Linked DNA regions of Homo sapiens: region 2 is linked to region 1. A link is an interaction called in ENCODE POLR2A ChIA-PET data of the cell type or tissue named here. Cell type or tissue: PC-3. All regions are shown on one strand. Each heading gives the region's core, and the rest is flanking DNA. Links, peaks and the distances in the headings are about the cores only.

Region 1 (2,929 bases), core at 151-2,650:
ATAAAATTTTGTCTAAGCATTTTTTCTTCCCAATATGTAAGGTGTTGACACATCATATCACTGAGTTGGAAAGATAAAGACAAGGGAAAGGATTAGAATTTGGTGTGAATTAACATATCACAGGGCTCTTGGGTCTGTAAAAGGTGAGGAAACAAACACATGTGTTAATGTAACTCCAACTGCAAAGGAAGGCTGTCAAGGCATGTGGGTTTGCTTGGCCAAAAGCTGTTGATTCCAAAAATGTAATTTCATTTGTTGGATTTTATTGTAATTAACACAGGGAGTTGCACTAGCTCAGAACTCTTATCTTTATTATCTTGGGAGAAGAATTATGAAATGTGTGCACTTACAAAATAGAATTCGTATTTTGCAGAGGGCTATAATGCTAATGGGTCTTGGGAACCTTCTGGGATTATGAATTCAAGTTTACAGTTAGGGTTTCTGCTTTGCAATCTCAAATGTGGTTTACCTGGAACAGTTAGCATTTCATCTTAAATGGTATTTAATAGAACTTGGGAGCTCTTCAGAGCAGGAACTTCAATTTTTGTTGTTGTTGTTACCTATTGCAAAGCACTAAATTCACTGCTAGAGAAAACTAGCAGTTACTTTTATGTGTACATCAAATCGTTCTTTACAATCAGATAGAGATCATCTCTAACATTTAACAAACAATTCAAAAAGGCACAAAGTTTACCACATTAATGTGTGTAGAGGATTCACAACTTTAATAATTAAGCAAAATCTTTGATACTTGTATGAAGAGAAGGTAGACAGGATAAACAACAGGAAAACTAACTTATGGATTTCTTTAAATAGTGGATAGGGACAATTCATTCCCTCAGATATTTGTAATAAAATTTTAGAACCAGAAAATATCTACCTAGGAATACTAACGCTCAAACTTTAGCATGAGATTGATCTGCAGGTCTGAGCTCAGCTAACAACTTGTATACTGTCAAAGCAGAGACTGCCCTTTCAAACCTCTCCTTGGGAAACTAATTAGCAGAATAATAAAAAGGCAAGATCAACTCTTGTCTTCCTTGTTGGGGATATAAAAAAACGGTAGTTCTAATTAGCAATAATTAAAATTTAATTAAGAAGCTCTTTGCAATCCTCCTCCCTGCTTCCTGAACTAGTGCTTGCCAGCTCTTGGTTGTGGAGCTGTTTTTATTCCCGTGGTGCTGAATCATGGCTTAATCACAAAGCCTTAGATCACAGCTTATCCAGCCCTGAGCACTCATCACCACAGCCTTCCAAGAGTAACAAATATATATTCTAGATTTTTTAACCCAAGCGATTACTTTTTTCAGTTTTATAATCATGAATTATGACTTTTTACTTTTAAGCAGCTGATTATAGATGCCATTATAGATGATTATAGATGAATAAAAATTGCTTTTTATTTTTAAACTTATCTTTATATTTGTTCCCCTAGTTCTACCCCTTGTTGCAACAAAAGGATAGGAGACCTCCAAGAATATTAAATATTTGAACCCAAATTTCTACTTCTGTGCTTTAAAGTAAAGCAGGTAATTAGCTTAAGTATAAAAAACTAAAACATTGGTAAAACCCCAGATTTTAAAAATAAAAGTATTTGATTATATAAAAATAAAACAGTACATTGTAGATGAAGGTTAAGGAAAATAAATATAGTACTTGATGATCCTTACAAAGTGTATATGATATTCTAAGTATTAATCTGAGTTTAGGATGTTTCAAATTGTAAAAGGAATCCCACTTAATTGTGCATTTTAATGTGGTTACAATGGTGAATTTCATATCATATGAATTTTATCTCAATAGAAAAAGGAACTCAAACTCTGACTTTGTCCTAGTTTTGGGTATGAGGATTAATCATAGTTTACAAAGAGAAAAAAAAGCCCCAAGATTTGATAGTTCATTATGAGCAAAAGAAAAAGGAAATAATCAAGAACAGAGGGAAATTAGTTTTTTTTAAAAGCCACTGAACTAAGAAATACAACCGTGGTTCTTTAATTATTAAGGGAAGGGCTCTGAATTTGCTCCATTATCTTAATTATGTTTCTGGAGCAAACATTATTTCAATGTGATAAAAGATGACATGACACTAAAGGTAAAGCCTGAGCAGATGTTACATGAGTAACAAGCCAATAGGCCCACATTCTGGTAATTTCTTCCCCACTAGACATGTTCTCATTAATCTGTGATTAATAGGATTCAAGTATAGTAAATGATGATGATCTATTGTCTGTCTTTGTCGAGCACCATGGACGGAGTAATTTGTCAGCTCAGCTTTTGTGTGACTATTTAATAGCAAAGAGGGAGAGAGAAAAGACGCTAATCTTCTAATTGGCATCTATAGAGAAGGTCTAGGAGAATACTGCCTGTATGGAAATAGCCAGTGTAATTCCTATGCCTAAGGAAAGCAAATGCAGACTCTATGTATCTTTTATATAATTAATTGTGCCTTCTATTGAACAGAAGTTGGGGATGAGGATAAAGAAAAAACGGCAATAGAACAGTCTTAAGAGATCATAAGGTAACATTTATTAACTTATAACATTTATTAACTTAGATATGAGGCTTTTTCAACTATAGTGACTTGCCAAAAAAGTGGGCAAAAGAAAAAAAAATAACTTCTTTTGGTTAAAAAATAGTTGCTCAGATGGACCAAAATAACAATGTATAAAATAAAAAGCCAGCATCATCGTCAGTACCACCACTAGCAACACAGAATGCCCTGATGTTATGATGGTAAAAAATTTAATACATCAATAAATCAATAAATAAATTCAAAACAGATGTTTTCAATGAAAATAATTTGATGATTAGTCCTGTCAAGTCTACCATAAAAACTTCGTCAAATGGCTATACCTTGGTGAGAATGATGTGTGAAATTGCTCTTTCCCTTTTTCTCCCTCTCCCTTTGTATCTTTAAAAATTTTTGGCC
Region 2 (2,929 bases), core at 234-2,733, 310 kb before region 1:
TCTAGAAATTTAATTTCTAAACTATCTTTACCTGAGTTAGATCTATTTCTCCAAAGATCAGTCAAGATTTAAGAAATAACTTTAAACTTGTAAGTAAATTCTTTTCTATCTGGAATTTACAGGATAATGTATTAATACTTGGAAATGATACCTAACTGCTAGGGAGCATGCATCTTTAGCTCATGATTCTAGATGATTGAGAATTTTTTAGGGAAACTTTTTCAGTCCTTCATCTAGTTGATAGTGGGCTATCATTTTATATTTCTAGATTGAAAAATAGGTTATCTTCTTTCTCCTTCCTCTCTCTCCTCTTCCCCTTCTCTTTTTTCTTCTTTCTAGCTGTATGGAATGACCATAATTTAATTATTCATTGAGTCTCCTATTAACGAGTATTTAACTTGTTTCAAATCTTTCACTATTACAAAAGTGTCACAGTGAATCATCTTACACATTTGTAATTTCTCACATATTCCAAGATAGATATAAGATAGATTCCCACAAATTGAATTGCTAGCACAATGGAGACATATTAATTTTGATTGGCCTTCATGGAAATTTTAACAGTATATACTGTGATCAGCAAAATATGAGAATTCTTTCTCCGCACCTTGAAGATTCAGTGTGTTATCAAACATTTTGATCTTTGCCTATATGAAGTAAAAAAATAAAATTGCAGTATAGGATTAATTTACAATTTTCTTGGAGTGTGGTGGAGCATATTTTCATAGGTTTAAGAGGCACTTATATTTATTTTCTGCAAACTGCTCCTGTCTTGTCTGTTTTTTGAGTTATTGACTGTTTTCATATTAATTTTAGGAGCTCTTTATTTGAAAAATCATCTGTGATTTAAATTACAATTTTTGAGGCTTATTTTTTTTCTCTATGTATACTTTAAAATATTCGAATTTGTCAGACTTTCCTTTTATGGCTCCTGGGTTTCATATTTAGAAAGATTTTTTCTGTTGCAAGGTTATTGAAAAGCCAACAAACACAAAAAACTTCCTTTTGCTCCCTTCACTTTTGTTGTTTTTCTCTAAATTTTTCATCCATTTGGAATTTTTTTCTGATGTGAGGTATAGTTCCAACTTAATTTCCTCCCCAGCTAATTAGCCAATTGTGTCAACATCATTTAACAACCCATATTTTACCCCACTAGGGATAAAGCGGGATGTTACTTTTAGCATATACCAAATTCTTCATATAAATATTTAGGTCTCTTTTTGGACTTTCTGTTCTGATTCACTAATCTGCATTCCTAACAGTATGACACTATTTTGATTATTGTAGTTTTATGATATATCTAATATCTATTAGAGCTAATTTTTATAACTTGGGTTCTGGCACTTTCTTTAATAAACTTACCAGAGGTAAATATTATAGGCCTCTGATAAAATGTATTAATAATGCTCCCTGGGGCAAAATCATGTTTTATATATGTGACAGAGTCCTATTACCCGTGGCTTTTAAGCGTTTTTTAACACAACACAGATACAATATACATTTTATGTAATAATACATTTATAAATGAAAAAAAATGTATACATAAAAAAATTATGTACTCTTGCTGTATTTGTTGCACTCTATTTTAGTTCTGTTTATTTCTCCCTGAAATGCTGGTTGCAACTGTATTAAATTGATCTCATGACCTAGTAAGGTGTTGTGACCTGCAGTTAAAAAAACACCTTATTATTTGATGTTGTAATCATAGCCATTCTAACTGGTTTGAGATGGCATCTTATTGTGCTTTTAATCTGCATTTCTCTGATGATTAGTGATATTGAGCATTTTTTCATATGTTTATTAGCCACTTGTATGCCTTCTTTTGAGAAGTGTCTGTTCATGTCTTTTGCCTGTTTTTTAATGGGGTTATTTGTTTTTTGCTTGTTGAATTAAGTTCCTTGTAGATTCTGGATATTAGACCATTGTTGGATGCAGTTTGTAAATATTTTCTCCTATTCCGTAAGTTGTCTGTTTACTTTAATAGTTTCTTTTGCTATACAGAGGCTCTTTAGTTTAATTAGTTAATTAATTAGGTCCCACTTGTCAATTTTTGTTTTTGTTGCAATTGCTCTTGGGGACTTAACCAAAAATTCTTTGCCAAGGCTGATGTCAAGAAGGGTATTTCCTAGGTTTTCTTCTAGGATTTTTATAGTTTGAGGGTATACATTTAAATCTTTAATCCATCTTGAGTTAATTTTGATATGTGGTGAAAGGTAAGGGTCCAGTTTCATTTTGCTACATATAACTAGCCAGTTATCTGAGCACCATTTATTGAATAGGAATTCCTTTCCCCATTGCTTGTTTTTGTTGGCCTTGTCGAAAATCAGTTGTATGTGAGTGTGCAGCTTTATTTCTGAGTTTTCCATTCTGTTCCATTGGTCTCTATATCTGTTTTTGTACCAGTATGAGGCTGCAGAGAAAAGGGAATGCTTATACACTGTTGATGGGATGTAAATTAGTTCAGCCACTGTGGAAAGCAGCTTGGAGATTTCTCAAATAACTTAAAACAGAGCAACCATTTAACTCAGGAATCCACTGCTGGGTGTATACCCAAAGGGAAATGGATCATTATACCAAAAAGACACATCCACTCATATGTGCATTGCTGCGCTACTCACAATAGCAAAGACGTGGAATCAACCTAGTGCCAATCAGTGGTGGACTGGATAAAGAAAATGTGGTACTATACACCATGGAATGCTATGCAACCATAAAAAAGAACAAAGTCATGTCCTTCACAGCAACATGGATGGAGCCGGACGCCATAATCCTAAGCAAATTAATTCAGTAAGAGAAAAGCAGATACTGCAAGTTCTTACTTATAAATGGGAGCTAAACATTGAGCATACATGGACATAAACATGGGAACAACAGACACTGCAGACTGCTAGAGGGGGTGGGGTATGGGTTGAAAAGCTACCTACTGGGT

What was found. Peaks named below come from ENCODE experiments on the same cell type or tissue, not always from the same donor. Only the 100,000 strongest peaks of a DNase experiment are listed, where the experiment ranks them.
Region 2: POLR2A ChIA-PET joins it to region 1 with 5 read pairs; 2 of 35 experiments call an interaction of 5 or more read pairs at or near these places.

What each region holds. Positions count from the first base shown.
Region 1 is chr14:35,469,788-35,472,716 of GRCh38, forward strand. No RefSeq gene overlaps it. Among named protein-coding and RNA genes, the nearest start is that of INSM2, 63 kb to the right of the region's middle. In PC-3, for the core only: no CTCF peak of the experiment used is centred there; no DNase peak of the experiment used is centred there; H3K27me3 peaks cover 747 bases.
Region 2 is chr14:35,161,745-35,164,673 of GRCh38, forward strand. The region is part of intron 4 of PRORP (protein only RNase P catalytic subunit); the gene reads left to right. The region is part of intron 4 of PRORP-PSMA6 (PRORP-PSMA6 readthrough); the gene reads left to right. Among named protein-coding and RNA genes, the nearest start is that of PRORP, 41 kb to the left of the region's middle. In PC-3, for the core only: no CTCF peak of the experiment used is centred there; no DNase peak of the experiment used is centred there; H3K27ac peaks cover 72 bases.